Regions from separate parts of the Mus musculus genome. Here region 1 is linked to region 2. The links are chromatin contacts, found by Hi-C or POLR2A ChIA-PET in ENCODE. All regions are on one chromosome and are shown on one strand. Each heading gives the region's core, a stretch centred on a gene start or an enhancer-like site at or near the end of the contact. The rest is flanking DNA. Distances are from core to core; before and after follow the strand shown.

The links. Hi-C counts contacts between places; a loop is a spot of excess contacts on that map. ChIA-PET counts read pairs that join two places held with the same protein, here RNA polymerase II (POLR2A).
Region 1: a loop to region 2 is called in a map of heart, with 2.8 times the contacts of the local background. The contact joins the promoter of Hdac4 here to the enhancer-like site in region 2. A Hi-C loop is called at or near these places in 11 of 37 maps with a recorded cell type or tissue (T-helper 17 cell, adrenal gland, gastrocnemius and 3 more). POLR2A ChIA-PET finds 5 or more read pairs at or near these places in 3 of 5 experiments (Patski and embryonic stem cell).

What each region holds. Positions count from the first base shown.
Region 1 is chr1:92,178,271-92,184,547 of GRCm38, reverse strand. It overlaps Hdac4 (histone deacetylase 4), which reads left to right and starts at 4,207. Exons shown (of 27, transcript NM_207225.2): 1 at 4,207-4,290.
Region 2 is chr1:92,127,384-92,133,996 of GRCm38, reverse strand. All of the region lies in intron 2 of Hdac4 (histone deacetylase 4), which reads left to right. Among named protein-coding and RNA genes, the nearest start is that of Hdac4, 50 kb to the left of the region's middle. Within about 2 kb of position 3,209, at least 2 of the 3 ENCODE cell types and tissues checked have a DNase peak (open chromatin) inside an H3K27ac peak, as active enhancers do; they include gastrocnemius and heart, where a contact is called at or near this core.

The sequences.
Region 1 (6,277 bases), core at 2,958-5,457, 50 kb before region 2:
GAGTCTAAGTACAAGTCCTCATCATGGAGGAGCGGCTACTTTCTCTTCCCTACTGCAGGCATTTTCATATTGTGGGATAAACAATAGTAATCTCTGTTGTAAATAGTCTACCTTCTAGCTGTTCTCAAGGACACAATGTCTTCAATGCCCTTAGTTCCTTGCTGTTTTCCCTTTCTGTGTTACAGAGCCAGAGAGCAGCCTGACCCAGGACAGGGGGTTTAGAGGACACTTGACATAAACATGCTTGGGTCTGGAGTGGAGGGCAAACCTGCTTCCTACATCAACTTTTCAGTGAAGCTCAAACAACACATGACAACTCAGGAATACAAATTGTAGTGAAAAAAAAACTCCACTGTTAATATAAATCATCCTACTTTTATTACATTTAGTGTGTGTGTCCTCATGCATGCATGTGCATGCCATGGCAAATGTGGAGGTCAGTGGAGAATTTGCAAGAATGGGGTTTCTTCTTCACGGTGTGGTCTCTGGGATTGAATGTAGGTCCTCAGGCTTGATAGCAATCTTTTTTACCCGATGAGCGTCTTGTAGAACCCAACCATTTCATTTTCTCTTTTCTGTGAATCTTTAGCCAGAAGTTGACTGACAGCCACACTAACTAGAATAGACGTCAAGAACTGGAATCACTGGTTGAAAAAAATACAAAATTTAAGGTTTCATCTGTGTGTGTAGTTGAAAAATTATCTAAAAGTTTCCATCAGGTGACACTTAGTGACGGTATAATGTGTTTATTTCTTCACTTTTCCTTTTATCAACAGATAAAGTGTTGCCTTTCTCCTGTTATTAAGGAATAGAACATTCTGTCATGTTCATTGGGCGTTCCTTCTTTTGTTTTCTTGTCTTTGCCTCTGCTTGTTTGGCTTGGAATCTGGTCCTTGTCTCGGCTTTGAAAGCCTCCTTCCTGTGAAGACCAGCCTCTAAGGATGATGCAAGCCTTGCCCTGTTGTAAAGCTCATTTGTGTCCAGATGCCTCAAAAGTGAGGCAGCCACTTCCTGCAGTGCTGTTTTCAGGTAAAGCCTGTCTGAGAAAGGCGTAGCTCTTAACTCCAGTGAGCTTTGAAAGGGAGCTATCTTCATGCAAGCCGTATTCCACACCCCATGTGCCTGTCTTCTTTCCCTTTGTAAAGCTCTACCCCTTGCTTCCCACACCGCCCTTTGCCACCATCCAGTAGAGTACTCTTCTGGTTTCTGGCCCCCTGGTTCCTGGGGGTTCTGTTGCTGTCTGGTTTCATCACCAAGCTACTCACATTCATCTGCCTGTGGTTTGCTTTTATAATGCTGAGTAGTATTCTTGGGTATTTCACAACCAGGGTTAGTCTATTTCTCTGCTTATTATGTTAACCATTTTCAATGAAGCCAAGTGTTCAGTACTTTCTTTTATGATTGTTAATGATATGCCTGACAGATATGCCCATTAACAGTTTTTTTTAAAGTATTTTTTAAATGCTTAGGTATTTCTCTTCTTCATGAGATAGAAATTCATTATTTTCAAATTATTAGCAGTTTGCATTCCATCTTCTTTTTCCACTGACTTGAAAAGCCATCTTCATTACTTTTTAAGTCTCTAGAGGATTAATATTACAAATAACTAACAACTGGTCCGTCCTAGGCCTTGGCTCAGAAGGCTGCTCACCAGTGACAGATGGGACAGACAGGTCCATCAATTTCCACCCCAAAGTCTATTCATTTTCTGGGAGCAATTTTACCTTCATTCTTCTTCTTGACTGTTCTTACCTGCTCATCTTTTCAATCATGCCACTCTCAGTTGCTTTTGAAGCTATACTTAGGTATTTACAGTATTCTCTGGTTGATACAACTGGGAATTTTCTGCTATGTGTTCTAAAGTCATGTGTTTAACCCACATACTCAGTGCACATTCACTGCTGCTGTTAGTATGTCTGTAAGTTTTTTCCTTTCTAGGTGGCTAGTGATCAAACCCAGAGTCTTGAGCATGTATCTTACCACCCAGCTTAGACTGGTTCTACTTCCAAGTTCTGAGATCCTGGGATTATAGGCGTGCCCATTTGGCTGAGCCTGACCTCTCTCCATATTGGGGAGGAAACGAAGTCTTGTTTGTGCCAGTCAGGTGTGCTCTATCTTTAGTCGGAAAGTAGTTTTTGTGTTTAAATCCACCCCCCCTTTTTTTATTGGATATTTTCTTTATATTTCAAACATTATCCCCTTTCCTGGTTTTCCCCCTCCCAGAAACTTTCTATCCTACCCCCCCTCCCCCTTTTTCTATGAGGGTGTTCCTCCACCTACCCATCCACTCCCACCTCCCCACCCTCGATTCTCCTACACTGGGGCATCTATCCAGCCTTCATAGGACCATTGATGCATGACAAGGCCGTCCTCTGCTACAAATGAAGCTGGAGCCATGTGTACTCCTTGGTTGGTGGCTTACTTCCTGGAAGCTCTGGGGGGTGGGGTCTGGCTGGTTGATATTGTTGTTCTTCCTAAGGTTTTGTGTTTAATTTTTAATTGGTGGGCTTCTACTAATTCTTGGGTGTTTTTGTATTAGAGGTCTGTTTTTATTTCTGATCTCCTGGTTTCTAACACCAAGCCTCTGTCTGAGAATGGGACTCTGTAAAGCCCTATAGAAACCCTGGTGGTACTGGGGTGCCCTTCCCCTACTCTTTGTTTGCTGCTAGAGCTTTTTCTATGTACCAATCACAATTCTGTGAGGTCTAATCAGCACAGAGCAATACTCCCCCGACCCTGGAACCGAACCATATCATTTCAGAGTAACTGCATCTAAGATTATATTCCAGCACTTTCTCATGGCACTTTTGTTTAGGGTTGTCTTTACTCAGTACTCACCAAATCTGTGATTATTGCATGTCTTTATCCTTTCAAGTACTTCTGAACTTCATGTTTCATCTAAATGTTAGCAGGCTGCAGATCCTGCATTATTTTGTATGTAAATTTGGTAGTGTACTTTTCTATAAGCAGCTGCACTAGCACTCCTAAGTGCGGTCATTTTCTTCTGCTCTTTTCTATTCCACAATTCATCCCTTGGCTTCACAGCTGAGCTATCCTAGAGTATGAATTTCTCCCAGTGAATGAAGCTTTCTAACTCAGTATTACCTTGAGATAATGAAAAGAATCTATTGCTTCTTGCGAATTGTTTTACCTTCAATTTTCCCCCAGTCATGGAACAAAAATGCTATTAAATCTCTACTCAACTCCTATCAGGCAAGGCCTAGTAAATAGGTCAGCATCCTAGGTCAGGCCATGTAGGGTGGACCAGATGCTCTTGTCTTCGTTTTGGATGTGGGATTCTGGAAATATCATGGACACAGGATGAGAAATTGCACTACTCTCCTGATGAAAGGAAATGGACCCAAGGGAGCCAGAAGGATGGCCTTTCACGCCCATCCACATTCGTGAACGCCAATTATAGGCGCTTGGCCCAGGTCTAGAAGAACCTCAGAGAAGGGGTGGTCCCAACAAACCGGGACGCCGTGGCGGCGAACCAAGAATACACCTCCGCAACAGCAGCGGTCCCAGAACCCCCAGTTCCCACGGCCACGCAAGGCCCCACAGTCACAGCCGCACCCCCAAGCGGCGCGCCTGCCCCGGGGCAGGGCGGGGCCCGCCGCGCCTGCGCACTCCCTCTGGGCTCGGCGTCCCCCGCACGCAGCCCACGTGATCTGTGCCTTGCCTAAGATGGAGGTTGCCGCCAGGCCCGGCCGGGCCCTCGCCTTAGTCTGTGCTCTTCCGCGCCCCCTTAGAGCATGAGACAGGCGCTCAGGCACACTGTATTGACCCGGGCAGCGCCGCGGGCTGCCAAGGAGGTCTGTCCACGGCTTCAATCAGTTCGCGCACCAGCTCCCTGCTCTTTCTAAAACAGCAAAAGCTCTCAGAGCGGGCGCCTGGAGAGTCTTCGGTACGCCCCGCTCATTAGAATTGACAATGCTGGGAGCCAATGGGGTTTGGAACTTTTGAGAAGGGCGGACGAAGGCGGAGCCCCTTCGCAGCGCCCGCGAAGCGGGGCTGGCTGTTGGGCTATTGTGGGGCGGACTTAGGACTCTCGGACCAATGGAAGGGCGGCTGAATTCTTGGAGGCGGGGCCGAGCCGTAATTGACGCTTTCTTCATTAGAAACCAGGCAGGGGGCGGCGCCCACGGGGGGAGGTGACGCAAAGCCGTTGTAGCCAATGGCTGGTGGGCCGCCGACGGGAGGGGCGGGGCTGGGGCGCCTGACGGGCGTAGGGCGCGGCCTATCCCCGCGCGGCTCTGCGCTCGAGGGGGAGCAGCATCATGGTTCAACGTGGGTCAATTTTTTGTGAATGAGGAGGGGAGGTTGTGGGGCCGCTGCCGCGGAGCACCATCCCCGCCGCCGCCCGAGCCCGAGCCCGCGCGCCTGCTCGCGCCGCCGCCGCCGCGCCGCCTCACGCCCGGCCCGCTCAACGCGGCTGCTGTCGCCGTCGCCGCCCGAGCCCGCCCGCCCGCCGGCGGCGGCGCAGGCTGAGGAGATGCGGCTCGGAGCGCCGGAGCAGGGCTAGACGCGGCCCGCCGCCGCCGCGGTAAGCCACCGGCCGTCATTGTCCGCGCCGCCCGGTTGCTGGCGGCAGGTGGACGCCCGGCCCCGCCGAGGCCTCGGGGCCCTGCGCCGCGGGCTGGCGGGCGGGAGAGCGGCCTGCGCCGGCGGGCGGGCAGGTGGGCGCGCGGGGGCGGGGGCCGGGGCGTTTATGTAACTTTGTCAGCCTGTGAGTTTGCAGAAAACGCCCCTCGGCGGCGGCGGGCGGCGGGGCGGGGGCCGCGGCCGGGCCCGGACCGTCGCTGGGCTGGCGAGGAGCTGCGCTAGCCCCGGAGACGACCGGTGTCCACCCTGAGCGAGGGTTCCGAAGGCACAGCTTGTAGCTCACACAGCGGGAGTCGGTCGGAAAGGCCGGGTGTGGAACCCGTGTTCTCCTTTAATGCACACCGAGAATTTGTTAATAACTTGCAGCCGCTGATAGCAGTGTTTTGGTTATTGCATGCTGTAAATTGACCTGCTGTGACACGATTTTCAAATAAAGCGTCGCAGAAATTAAACTTAAGTTATTTTAGAACTAATGACTTTCTTAACTAAATCCTAATTGCATTACTGTAGAGACCTACCTAATTGCTTTCCGAGAGCCACTCTGCCTGCCCGGGGAGGAAGGAAAGGCCTGTGTAGTCACTTTGCCTCCCTGCTTTTCTCTGCTCAGGCTTTTCTGTCTGTTCCCACAAACCACCTAAGCATTTAAGGCCTGCGAGTATTAACGTGTAAACAGCCATGGCCCTGTCGCACTTTGGGGCTAGGGGGATGCTGGCGGCTTGCACCTTGACCTGGTTTCGGTTTTTCCTCCGTGATATGATCGAGGTTGCCAGGAGTTTTAATTGCTTCTGATAATTCCGTGCATTATTTCAGGACCGGCTTGATGAAAGCTAGTGTAGTGGTTTCAAAATCCACCCAGAAAGAAGGTGATGGTGGTGGTGGTGGTGTAGGTAGGTGTAGTGCTTGTGGAGAGGCAAGGAGGTTGAATTAAGAAAACTCAGCTGCTTGTACACAAATATACACTATAGCAGTTACAAGGCAGCAAAAGTTATTGCAGAATTTTGCAGTCACTATGGCAACACAATTACTCCATTATAATTGGAAATGCAAAATGCCACCCAGTTAGAAGTTTCATCAGGATGGAGTTTTGGATATCAAAAAATATGTGAGATTTAGTTAAAAATTCTCATTTTTTTCCCCCAGGTAGCTTTGCAGCTCTAGTCTAGGTTCAATTGTCTATTTTTAAGACCCATCCGCTTTCCCAGATCTGCCACTCCTCGGGATCTGTGGCATCTTTCCCCAGAAGAACTCCCCGTTTGTGTGGGAGGGAAGTATTTTCATGCTTTAAAAACACACACCCGACACACTGTAAGACTTCTATGGTTTTCTGTGTTCTGGCTTTTCTTTTAAAGATCAAATGCCTTCCTGAAGAGCAGTAATCACCCAGAAGAGGCTGGGTTTGCTAGAAGGCAGAGGTAACACTGCCCCCTTTAGGGGTCTGCAGGCTGCTTACAGGGTATCTGGGAGCCCTGTGGGGGAGAAGAATGACTGTGAACTGCAGACGGGGCCTGGATAGCCTAGAGACCAAGGACAGATGTGACCTAAGCAGCCCTAGCAAGAATGTCTGTGGTTAGCAACATCAGAGAGCTGTGCAACATATAAAGCCCCCAGATGGCACCTTCTCAGAAGCTAGGGGCTGCTGCTGGTGAGGTGGGCAAGAGAACATAGCACTCTA
Region 2 (6,613 bases), core at 1,960-4,459:
TGTGTAAATGGTCTATCAGGATAAGGGTGTTTCCATCTGTTTTTAGTGTGCCAAGAATTTTCTCAGCAGAGGGTGTTAAGACCTTAGGTTGAACCACATGAACCGCAAATACTTAATCTTTCAGTCTGTAAAGTTAAATTTTTTATTTGGTTTGGCTTAATATATTAGGCTTTCTTTCCTTTTATTTGATTAATGTGATAAAATTTCTTAGTTGACTTTTTCTTATGTTAATCTAGTCTTATATTCTGTAACTGTGGTTTATAATATACACATAGACCCCAAACTTACTACTTACTTACTTGTTTGTTTTTTTATTGTTTTGTTTTTGTTTTTGTTTTTGGCTTTTCGAGACAGGGTTTCTCTGTGTAGCCCTGTCTATCTTGGAACTCACTCTGTAGACCAGGCTGGACTCGAACTCAGAAATCCGTCTGCCTCTGTCTCCCAGGTGCTGGGATTAAAGGCGTGCGCCACCACTGCTCAGCTAAACTGTTAAATTTTGATGTTAAGCTTATGCTGGCCCCTTAAAGTATGATGAAGTTGTGCTCTTTCTTAATTCCAGTATTGGCAGAGATTTTTGGTAGAGTCAGACTGTTCTGGGACCACATATGTTTCCTGTGTAACCTCGCCTCACGACTTTCTACACTTGAGACAATGTAAGAATCTATTCTGTTTTGCAAATGGAACAGAAAAAAAATCAAGCCATAGATTGTAATTGGCCTGTGGGCTGTAGCGTGCCCACCCTGTCAAGCTGTCTAAAGAGTTGGTGAAGGCATTATCTCTGTAGTGTTGGGAAAACTTCCAGGAGAGCATCTCTGAGTTTAGTGTGCCCTAACGTGATAGGACTCTATGTCCTATGTGTAGGACATTTTATGTCTTCTGGCATCAGGCTATTCTTTCTGAATTTTCACTTGCAGAGTTTCTTCTACATTCTTATTTTTGTATTAACTGAGAGGTTGCGTATCTCTCCTCTTCCTTCCCAATATTGCTTATTTCTTTTTTTTCATTGAACTTATAACTATTCAGGTAAGTATTTGTAAAGATCTGAGCTCAAGTTCTTGAGTTCAACTGCTGGGTATTTTGTTTGTTTGTCTGTTTGTTTGTTTACCGATTGAGATAACTATTCAGATCAGTAAGTTTTTCACATTTTCTTGCTTTGTAGTCAAGGCTCAGAATTTCCATATGTTGCATGGCTTTAGCAGATTGTAAGCTTTTTTTTTTTTAATACCATTTGCTTTGTAATTCAGTGAACAGTATTACCAAATTTCTTATGCTACTATCTCATTTGCTCCATGGGTTATTTGGAAACAGTTATGTATTTCCTAGTTTTTTGCTCTTGTTTTGGCCTATCTTTCAAGTGTTTCCCAAGTTCAGTTCTCTAACAGTTTAGTCAGGTTTGATAATCCTGTGCTCAGATCTGTGGCCTGGCCAGTGTCAGCCCTGCTGTGACTGTGGATTGGAGGCACCTCCTTTTAGTCTGTCAGGTTTGGTTTTTTGTGTGTTGAGGTATTTTAAACGGTGTAAATTGGGAGCCTTACACTTTGGTGTTAGAATAACCATCTTTGCTTTGTTATGTCTTTTCTCCCTCTGTTGCTTCCGAGGGTGTAAAGTCCAATTTCAGGTTCTTTGAGGGCTGAGCTTCTCATCATTTGCATGTGGCTTGCAAGCTAGCCAGCTACCTGAAAGGCTGATGGCTCCAAGTGCTCTCCCCCTCTCCCTCCCTTCTCTCTACCATCTCATTGGCATCTCAGAGCTCTGACTGCCTTGACAATCCTGGTGTTCCAAAGCCTGCAGACACTTATATCTGTAACAGTTTAAATTTTATCCTTGACCAGAGGGTGGCTTGGTATAACTCCAGTTGCTGTAGACCATAGTGGAAGTTCAGGTCTTAGTTACCAGGGCCAGTTATCCTGTTTTTCAGTCTAATGACACAGGTATGCTGTTTGACTACTCTTCAGGGCCCCTGTTCTGCACTGTCCAGACGGCTTTGTTCTCTGTGTTCCATGCTTTATAGGATGCCATGAAATGGAGTGGGCTGAGTTGTATCTGAAGCCGTGAGCCACTCTTATAACTCTTATTCAGATCTTTTACGAGGTGATTTTTGCTGTACCTTGTAAGTGATGTGATGCTTGCCTGCCCGACTTCCCATCCAGTCCTCTTAGCATGAGTGAAGAGTCCTTTCAGGAGTTTCCTTGAGAGGTAGTTTGGAAGGAGGTGGTATGGTGGCTATCAGGTTGTGGGGGGCCAGGCACAGACTACTTGTTGGGCAGTGGAAGTGTGACTCAAGTCCTTTGTCCTGTGGGGCCAGGGTGTGTTAAAGACCTTAGTTCTTGGTCCTAGGATCTCCCCTATTCTCATACACTGATTGTAATCAAGGACCAAAAGGCTACAATAAACCAGAGGCTGGCAGATGGATGGTTTGGCGCTCTCACACTTGAGATGGAGTGCAAAATGGCTTCTCTAGAGTAATTTTTTTTTTTGAGATAGAATGCTAGAAGCATATTTATCTTTTGTAAGGAGTAATCCATGCATTTGATGTAACATGCTGAGTATCATTAACCATGCATTTGATGTGACTTGGTTGTAAATAGTTAGATATGCATTTGATATAACTCGCTGTGTATACTGAACCATGCATTTGAAGTGGCATAGCTATGCATAGTTAGCCATGTATTTGATATGACAGGGCTGTATATAGTTAAGCATACATGTGATGTGATGTGGCTTTGCATGGCTAGCCATGTGTTTGATGTCACATGGTTGTATGTAGTTGACCATGCATTTGATGTCACATGGCACCTGGGGTGTACAAAGAGGATGGTAGCAGAAAAAGCCTCGCTTGTGCACACATCCCATCCTGGGAGGAGGCTGCTGCTGCTGCAAAGGCTACATCTCTCACATTCCAACTTTCTCATCTTTAGGTTGTCTCCTGATTTGCAAACTTTAAAATCCAGTTCTTGAGAAAGGGATAATAGCAATAGATTACAAGATCAGAGGCATCTAGTCATTTCTATAGACACCCCAACCATGGAGTGTGCACACTGGTGGGGCCTTGCAGACGCCATCTGAAGGGGGCCTCTGGGAGAAGATTGGCTCTGGGGCAGGCCACTGGATACTGTGGCCAGCCACAGCAGAGCCAGGCATTGTGGCAGGACCTCCCCAGCCTGGGCCTGGGCCTGATTTACCAGCCTGGAGCTGCTTGGAAGACTTGGGTGTGCTGCTCCCAGAGGAGGAGTGGCTCCGCTTACACACTCAGCCTCAGGCCTGTAGCCCAGGCCAAGTGGTTTCTTAAAAAGAATTCTTCCTCCCCTGATTAATTTCTGGCATGCAGTGCTTGGGAGCTCTTGCGTCAGTAAATCGTCACGAACCCTCAGTCGTCTGGATCAGACATAAACACCAGGCCCAGCTCCACCACCCCTGACATCCTGCCAAGCCTACTTGCCCTCAAAGCCTCAGGACAGGCAGCTGCAGAAAGAGAGGCAGGGACTATTGCTGCTCAAAGTCCTCTCAGAGAGTGCCTAACTGCCCTGCATGCCGTGCTCGTGGGCCAGGATGCTAGGCTCAGATGTGACTTATTTATGGGACTGTGTGCTGTTTCTCCCCTGACATTCCAGACACATCCACTGGGTATTTTACTCTTTGGGAACAGTTACTGCCTTCCGTTGGCATTCTGTTTGAGTTTATAAAGGTCCCTGTGTGAGATTCACCTTGTGGTTTTAGCATCAGGGGAGTCTAGAGAGTGAGTATGTTTCCTGCTGTCTGGACAGAACTTTCTGAAGTCTGAGGAATTCAGTGAACTCCCCATCAGGCCTTCTCACCCATAGGTGAGGCCGTCTCTCCTCTTGTCTCCTTCCTCCCCTCTGTCTAAGACACACTTTTCGTCTTGGCGTGTAATATCAGAAGAGGCCAGAACAGGTGAAGTTTCACCAGAGCTTCTTCAGACTCCTGGAAAACGACTTGTAACTGCTGTCCTGCAGTCAGTGGGAGACACAAACATTAGGGCTTCCTAGGGTATCTTTAGGGAACATGTGTGGCTGTAGCCTCTGTAATCCAGCTGTTGTAGATACTAAGGGGTGATATTGGGGGCCCTGGCCATATTTTATGGTTGTGTCAGGCCATGCTGTGTTTGAGACAGAGTTCCTTAGAGGCTCCAGAGGCAGAGTTACAAGTGTAGTGTTGAGTGAGGTCTTGCCCAGGTAGCCTGTGCAGAACATGTTATCAGGGTCTTTCATTATTTTCTTCTAATTTTCCACCTCTACATCCTTGCCACAGTTTAAGGAAGATTTATGAATGAAAAGTAAATCTAGGGTGTAAGCAATACTAACATATGTGATGCTAAAGACAGAGTGACCTGTTTTAGCCATAGTGTCCCTTGGTGGGTTCTAGGGCTCTGCCATGGTGGAGCTAGAGTTCAACGCTTCCCATAACATCTGAACTATATGCTAGGCATGGCCGCTTTCCCCCTGACCCCAGGTAGTGGAAGAATGCTTATTAGGCTCAAGCTCGCTTGTTAATGTCATTTGTTCCCTAAGCCTTATGCCTTTCTGGGAATGTACAGCTTCTGCTGCAGGTGTGGTGAGGCCCCATGGCTGGGACAAATGTTCAGGTGCAGCTGAGAGAACAGAGCCAAGCAGGGCTCAGCTTATGAGACCCCAGGTCCCTGTGGCTTCTGGGGGTTCTACAGTCTCTGGTTTTGAAACATGTTTAGTATAGGCAGTTAATCAGTCATCATAGGCTTTTCCTGGAAGTGTGTGTGTGTGTATGTGTGTGTGTGTGTGTGTGTGTGTGTGTGGTGGGGGGTACTATTGCAGGTGATGTGGTCTCAGTGGTTCCTTGAGCCTGGGAAAGTCTTGGGTCTGTGTGCTTCTCTTAGGAATGAGAGCAGAATGTTCTCTGTGGACAGGGTATTCATGGGAACTGCTCCACTGACTCCATTTGCTGTATGGAGTCTTAGGATAACATGGAAGTGGGCCTCTAAAGCCACAGAGGCAGTAGCTGTTAGCTTGTAAAGGTCCTGAGTTTCCCAGTTAGCCTTACTCTTCCTAACAACACATGGCACCTATGGTGGGTTCCCCATTCTTCCTGAGGTCTTTCATTTAGTGTGTCTTGAACACTTTTATATATCAGTTACAGCCTTTGCCTGGGTGTAGCAACACATTCCTGTAATCCCTGAATTCAGAGGCAAAGGCAGGAGGATAGAGTTCAGGGCCTAGGCTGGTCTATGCTGTGAAGCACTTAACTCTTTCCTTTATACTTGGGTGTTATTCTGATCTTTTCCAACTTGCATGTGGGTCTCTTGGCTCATTGTGTGTCTATTATTTATTGTGGCAAATACAGGCAGCGAAACATTCCTGCTCTGACCATCTTTAAGTGTATCTGAGTGATGACACTAGACTGCACGGTTATGCATCATTTTCAAACTCTGACCTTTCCAAACAGAAATCGTGCCTTTCAGTACTAGCTGTGCATCCCCTTCCCAGCCCCAGTGGCAGCAGACAGCCCTAGGTACCTCGGGTAGGTACGACTGTAGTGCTTGTCCTCTGCCAGGCTATGTGAGCAGCACAGTGTTTTAGGAATCGTCTCACTCCTTCCCCAGGCTGATACATGTCCCCTCTGTATGAGCTACACCTTGTTTACCCATTTTGCTGATGCAGACTCGGGTCATTTTAGGTTTTAGGTGCTGTGAATATTGGTGGACTTGTATCTGTTTGAGTCCCTACTTCGAATTCTTGGGGGCAGACCTGGAAGATCATGAGAATGCCACATGAAATTGTTGAGAAACCACAGTTTTCACATTTTAAATATTTTTATAAATTTTTTATCAGCATTGTTCTGTGAGTCCACTTTTTAAAACACCTCCTAATTTTTGGTACCTTGCTTTTGTTAAAGATGTCATTTCACCATGGTTTTCATTTGCATTTGCTAGTAAGTAGAGCTGCCGAGCAAGCACCTCCCATGTGCTCACTGGGGAGACACTGATGCATCTTCTTTGTGGAGATGTCTATCTAGGGTTTGGCCGCTTGAGTGGGTTTTTTTTTCTTACTGTGGATTGCAGAAGTACTCGGTGTGCTTGGTCTACCGCTTGCCCGGGCGTCTCCCACTCAGTGTTGCTTTTGAGTTCTCTAGTGTCTACTTTTGAGGAGGTTCAGTTCTTGTTTCTGTTTGTTAATTGACTTTGGTGTCATGTCTAAGAAGCTGTTGCCAGGTCCAAGGTATGAAGATCTGCTGTCTGGTAAGAGTTTTATGGTTTTAGTTTCTGTATTTAGACCTTTAGATTAATTTTTTGGCCAGTGTGTGAGGTGGAGATCTGCCTTCGTGGCTGTTGTGGATGATGTAGCTGTCTTCTGAGTGGTTAGGTCCTAGGGAAACTTTTCTTGGGAAACTGTATCAGCTACAGTTGTCTCCCTTTCCAGATCAGCACAGCTGTTACTCTTCCTGTCATAGGCCAGGGTGTGTGGACATACTTACAGCTTTGCCTTTCTTGACTCCAGTCCCTGCCACTGTGTTCCTTTATCAGCACATTGTTATCCATACCTTCTTGTGTTATGTCTCCCTCTCTGTGGGTCTGCAGTTGTGTAGAGTGTGAACTGGTGAACCCCATGAGTGGTGCTTTCAA